Linked DNA regions of Homo sapiens: region 1 is linked to region 2. Evidence: read pairs that join two places in POLR2A ChIA-PET (ENCODE). Cell type or tissue: K562. All regions are shown on one strand. Each heading gives the region's core, and the rest is flanking DNA. Links, peaks and the distances in the headings are about the cores only.

Region 1 (9,393 bases), core at 2,201-6,200, 58 kb after region 2:
AAGATACTGTCTTCTCAGTATACTTAAGAATTTATTTTTATTTTCATTTGACACGGAGTTTTGCTCTTGTTGCCCAGGCTGGAGTGTGATGGCACGATCTCGGCTCACTGCAACCTCTGCCTCCTGGGTTCAAGTGATTCTCCTGTCTCAGACTCCTGAGTAGCTGGGATTACAGGCATGCGCCACCATGCCCAGCTAATTTTGTATTTTTAGTAGAGACAAGGTTTCTCCATGTTGGTCAGGCTGGTCTCAAGCTTCTGACCTTGGGTGGTCCACCCACCTCAGCTTCCCAAACTGCTGGGATTACAGGCGTGAGCCACTGTGCCCAGCCATACTAAAGAATTTATAAAACACTTAAATAAAAATAGTAATGTACAGTATCTGCTTTTAGAACTTTATTTCTCCCTCCCACACTCACTTCTCTGGTCTTCTCCCTTGAAGTCTTAAGTTAGAATTGAAGAACAGAAGAGTAAGAAAAGAGGCAGGCTGAATTACTGATTAGAGTTTTCACCATCTGAAACGAACTTGCTGCTGTAACTCTTCTTAGAGATAATTTATACATGTGAACAATTTGTTTCAGACCCTAAGATTACCTTATAAAAGCAAACTTTTAAAAACACATTTTTAAAAGGTGAAAAGGATATTAAAAGATTATCTGTTCAACTCCTGATGTTACAGTAGAAGTACTGAGGATTTTCTCTAGTTAATAATCGGGACAGGGCCAGAACCCAGGTCCTTCAAGGCCTAACTTGACCTGTAGCTCCCATAAGACTAGTCCTCAATTTGCAGCATTAGGTGGCCTGTCTCTGGCTAACAAAGTTTGGATGTATCCTTAGAAAAAAATTTTTTTTTTTTTTTGAGACGGAGTTTCGCTCTTGTTGCCGAGGCTGGAACACAATGGTGAGATCTCGGCTCACCGCAACCTCCACCTCCTGGGTTCAAGCGACTCTCCTGCCTCAGCCTCCTGAGTAGCTGGGATTACAGGCATGCACCACCACACCCGGCTAATTTTGTATTTTTAGTAGAGATGGGATTTCTCCAGACGAGAATATTATTTCTCTCTGCGTGTGAAGGTAACAAGGAGAAAGGACACATATTCAGAGTATAGCCAAGAGTGGTCTAATATGAATATGTAGTGTAATATTAAACACAAAAACGAGACCAGCTTCTACCCTTAACAGAGACTATGATTCAAAGCACTTAACCCTTTGAGAATTTTCTAACTCTTGTAGAACCATTTCATGTTTAAGTCCACTCTCATTCAAACACTTGTCAATTCATAATAAAGGTAACATTCTTATTTGGATTTGTTTGCAGTCTAATCTTTCTATACCAAGTTGCCCAGATATGTGTGTTTAAGGCCAAATACCTATAGAAGTCACTACATTTTGCTTGGGTGATATCTTTGATATCTACACAGTTCTAAGAATTACAGATCTTTTGAATTCAATGTAGTACAGTTACAGGCTGCAATGACTGTGTAGTTTTATAATTATAAATAAATAGGTGAAATACTTTAGAAAGCTTGGACTTCATTTTAAAGTTCTAAACTGGCACGAAAGACTGGAGAGTTACAGCAATGCTTCATCAGGAACTCATGTGGATGTCTTATGACATACCGAAAGTGCTCTGGACACTCTAGAGAAAGATAAAGACTTTTAAAAGCCATTTCCCCATATCTAAAGGGAGGGGAACCCTACACAAATAATTTCAGATATTAATTCCATGTGACTTACCTATATCGCTCCTCCTGTAAGGTCTGCATTATTAAGGAATAGTCCCTCTGATAATGTTCCTTGAGAGTCTCAAAGGATTCCTCTAGTCTGGCCTGGGTTTCCCGGATCTCCTGGATCTCATGTAGTAGTGCATCAAATCCTGAGCTCTGCATGTCCAGGGTGTTTGTTTTGGAGCTGGATGCTCCTACAGCGATGCCCCCTGTGGTGCTGTTGGCTCCCACTGAGCCTGAAGTGGCACTAGAACAATCTTCTTCACTACCATATTTTGGGCTAGACTGAAAGTTTGAAATCACTCCCAAAGCCTTCCCCGCATCATCCACTTGCCCTTCCTCTAAAGAGTCCTTCAGGTTGGGGATGTTGTCTGCACTGCCAAATTTGTTCCGAATGAGTGAGGCAATCTCTCTGGGCTTTGAGACTACAGCGCCTGCTGCTGAATGGGTGGCCTGGGAGAAGCTGGAAAACCCACCTTTGACACTATCCACCACACCTTCACTGAAGCCAGTCACCTTTGCTCCTACATCCTTCAGACCCTGGTGCATGTCCCTGAAGACATCCTTTGGCTGCCGGGGGATCCCATTCTGCTCTACCTCTCTGAGCTTCCTGTGGTAGTGCTCAAGTTTCTTTTGCAGCTGGAGGATAGTTTGGGCAGATTTCTGGTTCTTCTTCTCAAAGACTTGCTTGATGCGGGCAGCCTGCTGTTTGTCTGCACTGTTGGCAAGCTTCAAGTATTCAGCAACGTTGTCGTCCCGGGCTGTTTGTGCAATCTTGATTTGTTCTGTGAGCTTCAGGATCTTCTGCTGCAGGTGAGCAATGGCAGCCTTTGTGCGCTGAGGGTCTGGTGTTCCATCCACAGAGTCTGTGTGGATGCTGCCATCGGTACTGGAGGCCACTGCACTGGATGTTTGGGCAAGGCTGCTTACTTCCAACCGTTCGATCTAGTGTAAAAACAAGAGGTACATGTTAGAAGCCCAAGAGGACTACGTCTTCAAAATCAATGGGCCAAAATGTATTGGAAATGTGTCTACTCTCAAATCTCAGTAGATAACTGACCTATAATTCCCCCTTGTCCTATGCCAGCCCTGTCTCCCTCTTACATACTGCCCTCATACAAGTATACTTTAAGCAAAACAGATATATGAAAAAAGATCTGCACAAGATATAAGCTGGGGGATTCTTCCTTTGCTAGAGGATTTTTCAGTGTTTCTTCACACAATAACACTCCCTTAGTGGGTTTAAAGTATGAATTAATTCACTTTCTTTACACATAATTTTTATTCAGAAGAACATCTATGTAAAACAAGTTGCATCTGCATTTCAATATAATTATATGAAAACCCTTTTGGTGTTCAGACATCACTGTAATTCTGATCCACACTTATAGATTATGGTCACCTAAATGTGTCGGCAAGAATAGGTATGTTACTGGCTAGATATAAAAATGCAATTTTTATCATAATGATTTTTATCCAAATCATGTCAAGGGTGATGGATCATTCTATATATTCTAAGGATATTTAAGTGGCAGCTGGAGATGGTTGGAGGCAAGATGGGAAAGTAACTGCTGAAAGTGGCAAAGATGAATGTTACCAAATCAAAGGTGATAACCTTGAGCAAGAAAACTTGAAAACTCAGGGACAGGAACAGTAAGAGCTAAGTTAACAAGTCAGGGACAAGGATCAGGTCTTTCGGAGCCCATATTTTGTGACCTTTATCCAGTAAAAGGTTTTTGTTAGGCAAGGGACTCCAAAGCACGTATACTTAATCCTTTCATGTGGGTGAGAACCATTCAAAGGAGTTGAAGAAAAAGACAAGATACTCAGATTTAAAAGCATAAATGTTCACTCTTCAACATAGTTAGCTAAATTTGGGGAGGTCAAGTTTCCCAAATTCAGGACAAAAAAATCCTTCAGTAGGTCATCCCTGGGTGTGGCTTGTGGTGGTGAATTTGAATAGGTCCCAAAGAAGAAGGCTCTAGAAACTGTTCTTGGCCAGGCACAGTGGCTCACGTCTATATTCCCAGTGCTTTGGGAGGTCAAAGGAGAAGGATCACTTGAGGCCAAGAGTTTAAGACCACCCTGGGCAACATAGTGAGACCCCCTCTCTACACATTTTTTTTTTAAATTACACAGTTATGGTGGCACACACCCATAGTTCCAGCTAGTAGGGAAGCTGAGGTGGGAGGATCACTTGAGCCCAGTAGTTCCAGGCTGCAGTGAGCTATGACTGCACCACTGCACTCCAGTCTGAGTGACAGAGCGAGACCCTGTCTCTAAAAATAAAAAAACAAACCTGCTCTCTGTTAAGCAGTAACAGAGTAATGAGTAATGAGTAATAAAATAACCTTCTTAGGGTAATAAAAATCCCCAGTATAAGTGCCAAATTACAATCCTTTTCTTGGTTCCCATCTTAATCTGTACCAGGTAACAATTTGCTAGAAAGAACTATATACAAGATCACCTTCTTCCTCATATTTTCATGACAATAATGCACCAAGTTTGAAATATTTATGAAACGCCAATAATTAACCTAGGGATAACATCTTCTTTTTTTCATCTGGGATGTATTACCTCAGTTTGCCATCTGAGCAGGAGCTATGCTGATCTCTGAGCCATAAAACACATTTAGTTCATTATTGAATTCAATATATTACCATTGATGTGAATAAAAACACTACCTTCTTTCTAGATGAACAAATGAGAAATACTGTGCATTTAAATAAAATCAAAAGAGAATTTAATACTGAAATTAATGACAAAATAACGTTATGCACCACTAGTGAATAAAAGAGAATATCTGGAATAGTTACTAGCACAATAACTGTTTTGTGTCACTTCCTCCTTCTGCCCAATTCATCTTTTGGTGCATGCTAACAAGCAGTGGAATGGACAGACGCAGCACAAGGGAGGAGCAGCCAGAGTTCCAGATAAGCAAGGTGCCAAGAGTTGCAACAAGAGCTCCTGGAAATCCACTTTATTCAGTGCCCAATGTCTTCTAGGTTGCACAGGGTTCCAATTGTTGCATTTTCTTTCTGAATGAGATTTCAGATCCTTGACCTTGATGAGTATTTATGTTTAATAATTAAGCTCAAAATATACCACAATATAAAGGAAAGCAAATATAAGAATGTCACTAGATCCAAGACTCTAAGCTTCTGCATGCTCTAGTTATCTCTCTCTTAGGTTCTCTGATATTAATATGAATATTTACATGCAATCTGTAGACTAAAGAAGTGTAGCTATGGCCAGGCACAGTGGCTCACACCTGTAATCTCAGCACTTTGGGAGGCCAAGGCGGGAGGATCGCTTGAGCCCAGGAGTTTGGGAACAGCCTGGGCAACATGGGGAAACCCCATCTCTACAGAAAAATTAAAAATTAGCTGGGCATGGTGGCACATGCCTGGAGTCCCAGCTGCTCAGGAGGCTGAGGTGGGAGGATAGCTTGAACCTGGGAAGCAGAGGTTGCAGTGAGCCATGATTGTATTTGATTATATCTCTAAAATGAAAAAAAAAAAAAATCTCTACACTAAACTTTCAACATACAGTCATATGCTGCATAATGACATTTCGGTCAATGATGGACTGCATATACAACAGTGGTTCCATAAGACTATAATACCAGATTTTTACTGTACCTTTTCTGTTTAGCTATGTTTAGATATGCAAACACTACTGTGGTACACTGCCTACAGTATTCAGTACAGTAACCTGCTGTACAGGTTTGTAGCCTAGAAACAATAGGCTATACCACATAGCCCAGGCGTTATACCATCTAGGTTTGTGTAAGCACACTCAGCGATGTTTGCACTTTGACAAAACTCCCTAAATGCATTCCTCAGAATGTATCCCCATATTTACAAGTGATCACATTTTAGATGTGATTTTATTTCCTTATGTAGTAACTGAAGAAATAAACTAGGCTGTCTTTAATCTGACTTCCGTCCTACTTGGGCTGTTTGGAGCCATAGTGTGTCCTGGCTCCTACTCAGAATCATCAACATGCCTGCAAGAGTATAGCTGATAGAACCCAACGTCTTCAGCCTCTAAAAAAACTAACCCATAGCTTCAGCAGTAAGGTAGTTTAACACCTGAAACCATGAATCACTGGACTACTGGAACTCCTCCCAATTCTAGCAGAAACAATTTTTTTAAAGGAGGGAGAAAATGGGAAATAAGGGGAGGGGAAGAGAGGAGAATGATGGAGTGAAAGAAAGGGAAGGAGAGAGGAAAAAACCAGAGGAGAGGAAGAAGAAGAGTGGGGTGCAGAGGGAGAGTAAAGGAGGAAAGAAAGAGAAAGTTACATTGGACTACAGAATCACAGGACAGGGGAGGAAAACAGTCGTGATATACTCTGAGTTAGGAACAAAGTCCTTAAAGGGGAATTCCATGCTCTAGGCATTAATACTTAGCACTTAGCTATGAGTTTTGAAGGCACCAACTGAAAAGTGGTTCCCTTTTTCAACAGCCTTTGCTGGCATATTAGGCTGTTCATATACAACAACATAAAATTAGATTTCTCTTCTTTTTTTTTTGAGACAGAGTTTTGCTTTTGTTGCCCAGGCTGAAGTGCAAAGGCGCGACGTCAGCTCACTGCAACCTCTGCCTCCTGGCTTCAAGCGATTCTCCTGCCTCTTCCTGAGTAGCTGGGATTACAGGCGCACGCCACCACACCCAGCTATTTTTTTTGCATTTTTAGTAGAGACGGGGTTTCACCATGTTGCCCAGGCTGGTCTTGAATTCCTGACCCCCAGTGATCTGCCCGCCTCCCAAAGTGCTGGGATTATAGGCGTGAGCCACTGTGCCCGGCCATAAAATTAGGTTTCTAACTCACTCCAGATAGACAATTAAATCCCAAATGTAAAAGGCAAAATTTAAAAACCTTTCAAAGGCAGCACTGCAAAATAAGGAAGGCTTTTCTTAAATATACAAGGAAAGGCACAAATCCAACAAACAAGATTGAGTCTGGCTCCATATAGTACAGTAGTGAAGCATGGATTCTGGCATAAATGGCTTGGGTTCAAATCTGGCTTTGCTACTAGCAAGTTATTTAGACAAGTTACTTAACCTCCGCATCCATTTCATCAACTGTACTAATGCTCACTTTAGAAGACAATTATGAGGATGAAATGGGTCAACAAATATAAAAGGGCTTAGAACAATACCTGGCACTGAGTAAGTTGTTAGCACTGTTTTTGTACCATGAAAGTGGTTCTTTTAAAAAATTTAAATGTTAAGAGTTCCTAGAATATATTCCCGTCCAAGATCTTTCCACATTTCAGGCATGAACAAGAGATACGTAAAGAGTGAACCAAAGGAATAATGTAATTCAACATTACAATAAAAGTAATATAGTCACCTATGCTAGATATAGTTGGCCTCGTGGCTATACACTTGGCTAGCTAACCTTCCAATCTTAAAAACAACATTACAGGCTAGGCGCAGTGGCTCACGCCTGTAATCTCAGCACTTTGAGAGGCCGAGGCAGGCGGATCACGAGGTCAGGAGATCGAGACCATCCTGGCTAACACGGTGAAACCCCATCTCTACTAAAAATACAAAAAATTAGCTGGGCGTGGTGGCGGGTGCCTGTAGTCCCAGCTACTCAGGAGGCTGAGGCAGGAGAATGGCGTGAACCTGGGAGGCACAGCTTGCAGTGAGCCGAGATCGCGCCACTGCACTCCAGCCTGGGCGACAGAGCGAGACTCTGTCTCAAAAAAAAAAAAAAAAAAAAAAAAATTACAGATGTTGTTATCACTAATTTACAAATGACTTGATTGCCTCCCACCACCAGTTATTACAAGGCAGGATGAGGAAAGCAGCAGCAGTCCCAGCTACTCAACAGGGTGTCTTTTTCTGACCATATCCTGAGGGGCTTTTGTACTCTCCTGTCAGAGTCCAGAGCATCAGTGCAGCAAATACTGCCCATTCACAGCTGATATTAGAATTTGTAATTAATTTGTATAGAAAAAGGTAAAAATCAGTCAGTTAAATATATTTTGACTGTTTATTATATGCAAGGCAATGCGCTAAAAAGCTAGGGATATGGTCAGAAGCCACAATTCTGATCTGTTGCTGTAACAGACTATGCTGCTTTGTCTGCATTGTATCTCTTAATATTAAGAGATAGTTTGTCAGACTTAAATTTATCTATTAACTGATCTGAATTAATTGACAGAAAACAACCCAAGAGAAAATCTAAACAGCAACACCTCAACATAATCAGGGCAGAGTGGTGCCATTTAGAGCGCAGCATTTAACTTAGCTTTGTTACTTAGCTCTGTCTACTTTCTCTAAGTAGATGAAAGTGTCAGAACACAATAGCACCCAGCTTTGAGAATAATCACGTGTAAAGGCAATGTGGTGGAAAGGGCAAGAATAAGAAGACCTAGGTTCAAACCTAGCTTTATCACCTTACTAGCTGTGTGGTTTTGGGTCACCTACTTGTTCTCTTTCAACCTTAGTTTTCTCATCTATACAACAGGGTTATCATTTTCTAATGAGATTTTTTGAAAAAATGTTAAAGATGTATTAAGTCAGATGATGCCTGCCAAACATGGTAAACTAATTAGTTACCTTCTTCCATCACTTAACCTGGCCTGTACGTTCATTAATCAAAATCCAAATACCTATTTGTAACTAGAAAAAATTAATAAATTGACCAGGTGTGGTGGCTCATGCCTCTAATCCCAGCACTTTGGGAGGCCGAGATGGGCAGATCACTTGCGCTCAGGAGTTCAAGACTAGCCTGGGCAACATGCCGAAACCCTGTCTCTAAAAAAAAAAAAAAAATTTGGCCGGGTATGGTGGCACACGTCTGTAGTCCCAGCTACTCAGGAGGCTGAGGTGGGGGGATTGCTTGAGCCTGGAAGGTCAAGGCTTCAGTGAGCTGAGATTGTGTCACTGCATTCCAGCCTGGGTGACAGGGTCCCCCAAAAAAGAATAGTGACTCAGGCTATAATATTCAAGAATCATTCTCACAAGACTTTAGAATGAAGTATATTATATACAATTAGTCTGAAGTCTGTTAATGTGGGAAAATGTTAAAAATTTTCTATTTTCTGAGCATGTGCTAACCAGGAAAAGGAGACGGTAACAAAAAAGGTGCTTTTATTACTGAGAATTAAAAAATACATATAATATTCATGTGCAGACAAGCCAATGTGACTATAGAACTGCTCAATAAGTTCTCCTTTACAAGTTAATTCCTGCTACAAATACTTCAATGATACAGTGTCATTAAAACAGAATATTTCTCAGCCTTAGCTTAATTCTATTTATTTCAAGCAATTGTGATAAGATGAAATTCTAAAGTAATGAAGGGATCCAAAATGCTCAATAGGGTCTATGATAATCTGGCTCTCCCTGAGCTGGTTGTCATGGCTTGTTAGGAAGCTTGTGAAGAGTAGAGGGTCCAAGGAAGAGCTGTTCGAATGATATACCCCTAATCCCACGTTAGGACTAATTACTCTTCTTACTCTTAAAAATCATTTATTTGCTGATGAATTCTAAATGTACACCACTAGCTCACACTTCCCTTAATACTAGACTCAGATATCCAACTACCTACTTAGTATCTCTACTTGCATGTCCAACAGTCGGTTCATTTTTTATTTGTTTTTGAGACAGAGTCTCGCTCTGTCGCCCAGGCTGGGGTGCAGTAG
Region 2 (9,393 bases), core at 3,267-7,266:
GATAGCGCTTTGTTTTCTTTGTACTTGCCGTTACTTTCTGGTTTTGGCAAGTGCTACTGGTTTTCCATGTACAGTAATGATGTAAAGCTTCCTTGATAAATGCATTGATTGAAGTCCTTTAAAAGTGAGTTAAAGACAAATGTGAAATAGGTGATAATCCAGATGCCACCAAAATGCCTGAAATTTGGGAAATGTCCAGCAGTGCCTTTGAAGACGAGGACCTGGTGGCCGAGTCAGGGCAGTCTTGCTTGGGGCACGGTGGTCAACGGCTATGCTGGCTCGGAGAAGGCGGGCCTGGGCCTTCCACCCCACTGGGTGGGCTTCCCACCCTGTCCTGTCCATTCTCACCTCTGACTGCCCAGGGCAGAGCTGTGAGGAGACAGAGGAAATGTTTTTCTTCTTCAATTGGAAAAAATAACAGTGGGGCCAGGGTTGCGCTGGGAGGAGGGGGCTCCTGCCCTCCCGTCCCTTGGGCCTGGCCTCTGAGAACGTTTCCTTGCAGGAAATGCCCCTGCAAGGTTAATGCTTTAGAGCACCGCCTCAGCCACAGGAAGGTGCTGGAAACAAGAGTCCTAGGGACGGCTTGGCAATCCAGCCATGGGCCTAGGTGGTGCCGGGAGCCATCACTGCTGCTTCTCGGGGGCTGGACCCGTCTCATTTCCCCGTGGGAGCAACCCTGCGGGGGGGGTCTTAGCAACCCCCCTTTTTTTTAAATTATACTTTAAGTTCTAGGGTACATGTGCACAACGTGCAGGTTTGTTACGTTTGTATACAGGTGCCATGTTGGTGTGCCGCACCTATTAACTCGTCATTTACATTAGGTATATCTCCTAATGCTATCCCTCCCCCTCCCCCCACCCCACGACAGGCCCCAGTGTGTGATATTCCCCATCCTGTGTCCAAGTGTTCTCATTGTTCAGTTCCCACCTATGAGTGAGAACATGCAGTGTTGGTTTTCTGTCCTTGCGATAGTTTGCTCAGAATGATGGTTTCCAGCTTCATCCATGTCCCTACAAAGGACATGAACTCATCCTTTTTTATGGCTGCATAGTATTCCATGGTGTATATGTGCCACATTTTCTTAATCCAGTCTATCATTGATGGACCTTTGATCAACCCACTTTTGCAGATGGGGACACTTAAGGTCAGAGTGGTGTGCCACTGGCCTGCAGCTGCACAGCCTCCAGGCGTCCAGGCCCTGCTCTCAGCCGCTGCATCCCTGCGCCCCTTGCTTGGGGCTGAGAGGCCTGACCCTAACCATCTGCATGACCACGGCGGCGCCACTGCTTCTTGGTCCTCAGTTTCCGTATCTGGAAAGAGGAGCATGATCTGCCTCCGTGGGCCGCTGTGAGGATGGGGCATGTGTGTGTCATCATGAAGTGTGAAGTCTGCTGACTTCCTGCCCTAGAGCCTCAGCTCCCATGTGGGCTTCTCCAGCCTATCCTCTGAACCCCTCAGGAGGGCTCCCTCCACCCAGATGATGATTATCAGGGAGATCACCTCCTTTAATCACCCACCCAAGGGTCTCGAGGGCCTGCGTGATCATTCCTTCCCCTCTCCTCCTGAGCACAGACACTTAAGGCTCAGAGAGGCCTAGAGGCCCACCCGAGGTCACACAGCAAACAGGTGGCAAAGTGAGCCCTGCCCCGCTGCCCCTCCACACTGCATCTCCTGTCTTTGCCATCGTGCCCCACTAGTGTGGCTCGGGAGGGGCGGGCTGACCCTCCAGTGGTGGCACCGACAGGAGACAGTACCCCTCTTGACCGTGTTTCCAGACAGCAGTGCTGTGGCTTCTCCACTGTGGATGCCACTGGGGAAACCTCGAGGCTTTGCCACCCTTCACATTCTAGGGGCCCCTCCTGGCCCCTGAAGTGTTCCCTCTCTGCCTCTTCTGGAGGAGGAGGCGACCTTCCAGGTCTGGTTTCCGGGCCCAGGAGCGATGGCCTGCCCTGGCCCTCAAACCCAGCCCCCAGGGTGGTTCCTCTCATCTCTGTGTCCCCGTGGGGCTGGAGGAAATGGTTCTCATTCCTGCATGTGAACGACGCCCTCTCCCGACTCTGGGCAGGTCCTTGCCCTCTGTGCTCAGGGGACTCATGGGCCGGGGTGGGGACCCGGAGCCCCGTGTGCTCACTGGGGGCGCCTGGCCTGCCGAGCCCCCGCATGGCCCCTTTGTGCTCTGTGAGTTGGATAATGGGCGGCATTCTCAGACGTCCAGTCATGGGTCTGGGCCCGTGAAAGGACCCGGGCAGCTCCACACTGAGGCCTCTGTCCAGCAGAAGCCTCAGAGGGGCAGGGCCGCCGCGGGGGCCCCCACCCACATTCCCTGGCTGCCATCTCCAGGCGACAACCGCCTGAGTGGGCTGGGAGGCAGGCGCTCCCTGCACAGACAGTAGGTGCTTAATGACCACATCCCCAATGACAGGAGCTACAAGGAGCAGGGAAAGCCGAGGGCTGATGAGGACTGGGCGTTGTGTGGGTTGAGCACCTTCTGTGTGTTAAACATTTGCCAGCCAGTCCTTATAAAAGCCATCAAACAGCTGTGCTGCTGACCCCATTTGATAGGTGCATAAATTGAGGCTCAGGAGATGAGGCCCTGGTCCTGGATTTGAACCGGTGTCTGTCTGACCATGACTAATCCAGTGGATGTTGAGTGAGAACCTACTGTTTGCCTTAGGGACACAACAGTGACCACACCCCGTGGCAGGAGGGCTGAGGGAATACACAGGGGCAGATCAGACAGCCAGGCCAGCAGGAGCACATGGGGCGGGCTTATGGCCGTGTACAACGTCACTGAGAATCCAGGATGAAGGCCGTCTTCACAAGGGAGGGACTGTGAGGCCCACCTACAGAGGAGGGGACTGAGGCCCCACAGGAAGCAACTTGCCTGGGGCCACCGAGCCGCCCAAGTTGGAGCTGGGATTTTCACTGAGGTCTGGCTGTTCCCTGTTCTCCAGGGGTGGAGCCCAGTGAGGGGCAGGTGGCACCCCAGTCGAGGCTGTGGAGTCATCATCCTGTGGCCCTGGATCTGGGTTCAGATCCCAGCCTCGTGCTGCCTGTGTGACAGGTGAGTCTCTTCCCCACTCCAGGCCTCCATTCCCACACCTGTGTAATGGGTATGACAGCCACTGCCTCTGCAGACTGTGGGGATGAAATGAGGTCATCCCTGTAGGACATTTAGCCAGCCCCTGACTCATGGCAAATAGTCAGTGACATTTGCTTCCAATCATTGGAGGGGGAGGCGTTGCTGCTCCCACTATCCCCCAGCTCTGACTTCCCAGTGCTTCCCTGCCCTGCCCTCGGGATGGACGGAGCAGGCCTGGCTCGTGTTTTATCAGATGCACACAGGCCAGCTCTTCTGCCCCCGCCCCCGTCAGGGCTTCACATCAAGACCCTTCCTGCCCCCTCCAGACCTGCACCCTCCTCTGGACCTCAATTTCCTCTTCTGCAAAATGAGATGAGGCCTCTGGCTTCCAATAGAGTTGGCTGATCAAGTTTGGTCTTTGCTGACAGCAGGGGCTGGGTCTTTCCTCAGTGGCTCCCTGGAGTCTGTCACTTAGTGGGTGCTCCCCCAGGTACCTCAGCCTCCTCAGTGCCCCCCGACCCCCACCCCTGCAGAGCAAGTGCATGAGCTTATGCTTCATAGCAGGTACCAAAACAACGGACACTTCTAGTGCCCTTCTATGGGCTAGGCCCAGTTCTAAACACCTTGCATATATTAATGTATTTAAACCTCACAATAACCCTACCGTGAACATACCTATTTACAGGTAGGGAAACTGAGGCAGGAGGTGAGGTGACTTGCCTGAGGTCACCAGCTAGTACGTGGTAGAACCTGGATTCCAGATTCCTTGTTCTTTTTTTTTTTTTTTTTTTTTGAGACGGGGTCTTACTCTGTCGCCCAGGCTGGAGTTAAGTGGTGCGATCTCAGCTCTGCAACCTCTGCCTCCTGGGTGCAAGCGATTCTCCTGCCTCAGCCTCCCGAGTAGCTGGGATTACAGGCACACACCACCACGCCCGACTAATTTTTGTATTTTTAGTAGAGACAGGGTTTTGCCATGTTGGTCAGGCTGGTTTCGAACTCCTGACCTCGTGATCTGCCTGCCTCGGCCTCCCAAAGTGCTGGGATTACAGGTGTGAGCCACCGCACCCGGCCTGAGTCCTGTTCTTAATGAACTTGAGTCTCCATGGCCCCAGGCCCCAGTGCCAATGGGCCCCAAGGGGTTCTCTTAAGTCTTGGGCTGGCACATACACCCCACTTCAGACCCGTTTCCACCCTGTAAGGCTTCCTGGCTCCCTTTATGCCCCAGTAAACTTCTGAGAACTGTTTTCTCACCTTCCATGCTTCCTGAGAGACCTGGCTGGGAATGAAGCCATCCTTGGAAGCCTCAGGGAGGCCGGGCAGGTGTGAGCTAAAATCCAGGTGAGCCTGCTTCCCGACCAGGCCTTTCCCTTCCAGTGGCCCCAACCTCACCACTTGGTTCCAGCCAACTCAGTGGGGACTGACAAGGCCCCACTCATCTTTTGAAACTGCTGCTGGGTCTGGAGAAGGAAGGGCTGCCTGCAGCAGGGTGAGTGCCTGTCACGAGTATGCAAGCTGCAGACCCTAGACATGGCCCCACCTCGGACCAGCTGCACGATTCTGAGAGCCCACTCCGACCAAGCACTTGCTGTGTGCCGAGCACACTCCACACTGGCACAATCCCAACCGCTCTAGGATGGGGCAGTGGAGGGGCCCTCACCCATACGGTCACACACAGGGCGTACAGGAGAGGCTGGCATGGGTGAGCAGGGTCCCGGAATACTGTGGTCTTACTGGTCTGATGGCCTACATGAGCCCCTAGAGAGAACCCAGTGTCCAGAAAAGGTGTTTCCTCTCTTGTTTTCTGAGTGAACTTTTTGTATCCCTCAAGACCCAACCCAATTTCACCTTCTCTGGAAAGTCTTTCCTAGTGAACTCCTAGGCCTCCCTCAAGACCTAGTCTAAAGACCTTCTGAGAAGACTTCCTTGAGCCTCAAAGCAGTATTAGGAGTTCCTCCACCCACTTAGAGCTCCTCCTATCAAACCTCATATCACCCAGTGCGAGGGCACGTGACTTCCCCAGTGCACTGGGAGCGCTTCCAGGGTGGAACACACGATCACTACTAATAAATGTTGGGCTGGGCAGATGGCTGCCAGCACCACCCCAGGACATGCCCCCCCAGCAGGCAGGATGGTCATGTTGGCTGCTGGAGACCCCCTCCCTGGGCAGTGCCAGGCAGATGCTGCCAAAGCGACCTCCCTGTCCCCACTGTCCATTGGCCCTACTGACTGCCCCTCATAAGAGCAGGCCACATCAGCCCTCCTGCACCTCCTGCCTCATCTGGGACACCCACTGGCCCTCAAGGTGACCGTTCACACCTGATTCCTGGTGGAGTTCTGAGGGTCCTGTCCCTCATCTCATGACACACAAGCAAAACCCTGGGCGGAATAGAACACTGAGGGTCATTCTTCTCCCTCCCTCCCTCCCTCCCTCCCTTCTTCCTTCCTTTCTCCTTCCTTCAGAAAGAACCCTTAACTAAGCACCTACTATGTGCCAGGCACTGGGATATCATAGTGAGCCCACAAGCATGGTCCTTGTCTTCAGCCCTACCCCAGGGGGCAAATAATCTTTAACCAAATAACTCAAATAATTACACAACCACAAAGAGCCACCCATCTTACAAAGGAGCCATACCAGGTGGTTCTGGAAAAGTTTCTCCCAAGGGGACTCCAGCCCATCTTCCTCGGGCCCCTGGGGCTGAGATCTGCAGGATGCAGCAGAGTCAGGAGGGTGAAGAGAGCCTTCCAGGCAGGGCACAGCAAGGGCGGAGCCCTGGAGGACAGAGGCCCGTGTGGGCAGAGCAGAGGAGGGTGAGAGGCGAGCAGAGGAGGGTGAGAGGCCAGCAGCAGGCTGGTGGAGGATCCAGGGCTCGTTCTTGGGGGTGTTAACTTTGAGAGGGTCCCAACCACCAGCCCAGCCTCTGGGCACAGGGGCTCCACTGGGTGCGGGTTCCCCTTGGCAGCCACCACAGGGATTGTTTATCTGTGCACGCTCACAGAAGTGGAAGCTGCCACCCCAGGCTGATGGCTCTGAAGGGGGAAGAACCTTCCCAGAGCTGTCCAGGAAGGGCAGGGGCCACAGCACATGGGCCGCAGCACACTGGCCCAGCTCCCAGCCACCAAGAGAGAGGCATTAGGGGTCCCGCCCTGTAGTGAGCTTCTTGCACAGCCTGTACCAGCCTGTGAAAGCCCCTGTCTCAGGGATACCCCATTGTGTGTGTGCATGTGGGCATGAGGGGGTGGTCTGTGCAAAGATGGGGTGCCGTGCATGTGAGGAGGGGTATAATGTGTGTTCGTGTGCATGGGGTGCATATTGGGGTCACATGCACACACATGGGAATTCCTGGTATGTGGTGGAGGTGGCTGTACAAGCCAAGGTCTGCATGGGCAACAGGCTGATGGAGTGGACTTGCACGAGGGCTGTGGCTGGGAGCCAAGGCCTGCCGGGGCCCAGGGTCTGTGGTTCACGCTGGGGATTTGGGCCTTGGAGGCTATCGGGACCTTTTCTGTCAGGGCCTCTGACAGGTCCTGATGCCCTGTGGCTGAATGAGGGCTTCTTCATGAAACATGCGATTTTATAGTCAATCTCCAAGAGCCAGATCTCTGCTTTGGAGGCCTCGGCCTGACCTTGGGTGGCCCTGGATGATCCAGTCTCTGATCTGAGGTGGTCTAGCCTCCAACCTTGAGTGGTCCAGCTTCTGGCCTTGGGGGGATCAGCCCTTAAGCTAGGGCAGCCCAGCCTGTGAGTAACACTCACTCTGGATTTCCCTGGCCAGAGTCCTCTCTGCGGAGGAACTTGGGACCAGTTCTTTAGGGAGTTTTGGGTGACATCATCCCTCCTTACTCAAGAGCAGCCTTACGAGAACGACAGCTGGGTATCTCGGGATGAGCCACCCTCTTTCCCCTGTGGCTTCCCCTGTGACTTCCCCACTCCTACTTAGACTCTGAGTCCTGAAGGCCCAGAAGTCCCCGAGTCCCCTTGTCAGTGTGGGATTCAGTCCTACCAGGCCCCTGAACTTCCCTCCTGCCTTCTCCCCCTGGATAAGTCTCCTGGTGTCTCCAAGATTTGGATCTGGCTGCTCCTCTTCCAGGCAGCCTTCTCAGCTCTCACAGGCTGGGTTAGGCTTCCTCCTCCTCTACCCCCACAGTACCCTGGACTCCCACCATCCAAGCACCCACACCAGGTGATGCTGTCTCTGTTGCTCTGGCTCCTCTGCCAACCAGGAGGCATCTGAAGAGCTAAGTCTTTTGGGAACATACCTATGTCCCCCCATCACTAGGCAGAAGGTTAAACTCTAAGCAGGCTCACGAGAGTGAATGAACACATGAAGGAACAAATGAGAGAGGAGATGAATGAACGTCCTCCCAACATCTTCTGGGCTGGTGCCCACTCCTGTGTAGCCTCCAGGGCAGCCAACGGGGAGGCAGCTTTGACCTTCTCCCCTGGCCTCCTGCGGTATCCCCACCTGCCACTCACCCACCTGTCAGGGAAGGTGGCTACCCACACCCTGGCCCGAGAAGGGTTTGTGTCTCTAAAATACAGGTTTTCCAGGGAGGACGTGACTTAGCTGGGATGAGATGTACAGGACAGTCATGCCAGTCTCACCTCCATTCCCCCAGCTCACAGCCCCTGGCGGGCAGGAGGAGGCACTTTGGGGTCCCCATGCAACATAGGAGGCTGTGGAGCCAGAAGGATCTGGGTTCAAATCCAGCTTTGCCCCTCTGCACGGTGGGACCTTGGACAGAGCCTTTTTCCCATCTGCAAGTCTGGGGTGAGGCTGCACCTTGGCGGCTCACAGGAGCCCAGTCATCCCTGGCACAGCCCCCAGGGCATGGCTGAATCAAGACTACGAGGTCTGAGGTGGAAACATACTTTTGGAGTCAATGCAGCTAATGCTTCCTGAGGCCACTGTGAGGACCCTGACAGGCACCCTCAGTGAGATGGGGGCCGAGGAGGGTGCTGGGCTGGGAGCTGTTGTCTCAGCACATGGCGGGAGATGCTGTGGGAGGGGGAGGCAGAGGCAGGAGACCCCAGGGAAGGCAGGTGAGACAACCATGAGGGTGGTCAGGCAGAGGAGGGCATCCTTTCACCAACAAGTCCTGCGGCCTTGGGGGTGGCAGCTCCTGGGGCCTTCTGAGCCCACGTCAGTGTCTTCCTCGATCCCTTGTAAGTTGTAGATGGTGTTCTGTCACCCGCGGCCTGCCGCCCACCCCAATGTGTGTCCCCCAAAATGTGAATGGGGGGCTGTGGCAGTGGCAGGGCTAGAGGCTCAAATGCAAGTAAGTGTCCTAAACCGAGGCTGAGATCCCCCACAGTCCCACCCTGCATGTCCCCAGTCCACCACCCCACCCAGCTGCCCAAGGCAGAACCCGGGAGGCACCTGGATGCCCCGTCCCTTCCTCCCACCTGTCCAGAGGTTGCTTCCCAATCACCCCTGCTTAGACTCTGAGTACTAAAGGCCCAGAAGTCCCCGAGTCCCCTAGTCAGTTTGTCCCTTTTAGCCCCAAGACTACTGTACCCGTCTGAGCCGTCACCTCCCGCCTGGACCTCCCCTCCCACTTCCTCTCTCTGCTGCCCTCCTCCCTTCCTCTCCTCAAATCACTTTTCCTGTGGGACATTTTCAAGCTGCAAATCTGGTTGTGTTGTTTTTCTCCAACTTCAAGTCCTGCAAACGCTCTCAGGGTAAAGCCAGGTCCCTTAGCCCAGGTTCCCATCTCCATGGCGGCCCCACCCACTCCAGTCATACCTGCGCTCCTACTGCCTCCCACCAGGCCTTCGTCATTACCGTCCCCCTCGCCTGCGACCACCTGTACTTCCCCCCAGCCCATAAACACCCCATGCATCCGGCTCAGCTCAAGGGTCCTCCGGCTGAGGGCTGCACCCCGCCTGCCCCGGTGGCTCAGCCGTCCTCATGTGCTCTGCACGGCAGCTGTGTCGTTTGATTAACGTCTGCAGATGGCACAGGGCAGGGTCCTCCTCTGTCCCGTCCACCGCTGGGACCTGAGGGCCAGACACTGCAGGCGGATGCTCCTCCACCTGTGAGCACAGGGTGGGGGTAGAGCCCCCGGCCTGTCCCACCATCCAGGGGAGGCTATTTCCAGCTCCCAGAAGTAGGAAGTGAGTCAGAACAGGGGCAGGCGGCCGCCGGCACTATGGGCGAGACGGCTGAGACCTGCACAGAAGGCTGGACCACCACCCAGGGTGGCAGGAAGGAGGCCTAGAGGAAGAGGATAGGAGGGAAGACCCTCTCCCCAGCAAAACAGGCAGCCCTGTGGGGCCCCTGCGGAAGCCGGTTTCGTCAGCACAGATGCAG

What was found. ChIA-PET counts read pairs that join two places held together with the same protein. Peaks named below come from ENCODE experiments on the same cell type or tissue, not always from the same donor. Only the 100,000 strongest peaks of a DNase experiment are listed, where the experiment ranks them.
Region 1: POLR2A ChIA-PET joins it to region 2 with 5 read pairs; 8 of 35 experiments call an interaction of 5 or more read pairs at or near these places.

The regions. Positions count from the first base shown.
Region 1 is chr3:129,668,594-129,677,986 of GRCh38, forward strand. It overlaps TMCC1 (transmembrane and coiled-coil domain family 1), which reads right to left. Exons shown (of 7, transcript NM_001017395.5): 5 at 1,737-2,671. Among named protein-coding and RNA genes, the nearest start is that of PLXND1, 67 kb to the left of the region's middle. In K562, for the core only: no CTCF peak of the experiment used is centred there; no DNase peak of the experiment used is centred there.
Region 2 is chr3:129,609,986-129,619,378 of GRCh38, forward strand. It overlaps LOC124909431 (a long non-coding RNA gene), which reads right to left and starts at 5,816. Exons shown (of 2, transcript XR_007096079.1): 1 at 5,715-5,816; 2 at 1-369. RefSeq lists enhancers at 1,785-2,707, 2,708-3,629, 4,941-5,235. In K562, for the core only: no CTCF peak of the experiment used is centred there; a DNase peak (open chromatin) is centred at 5,066.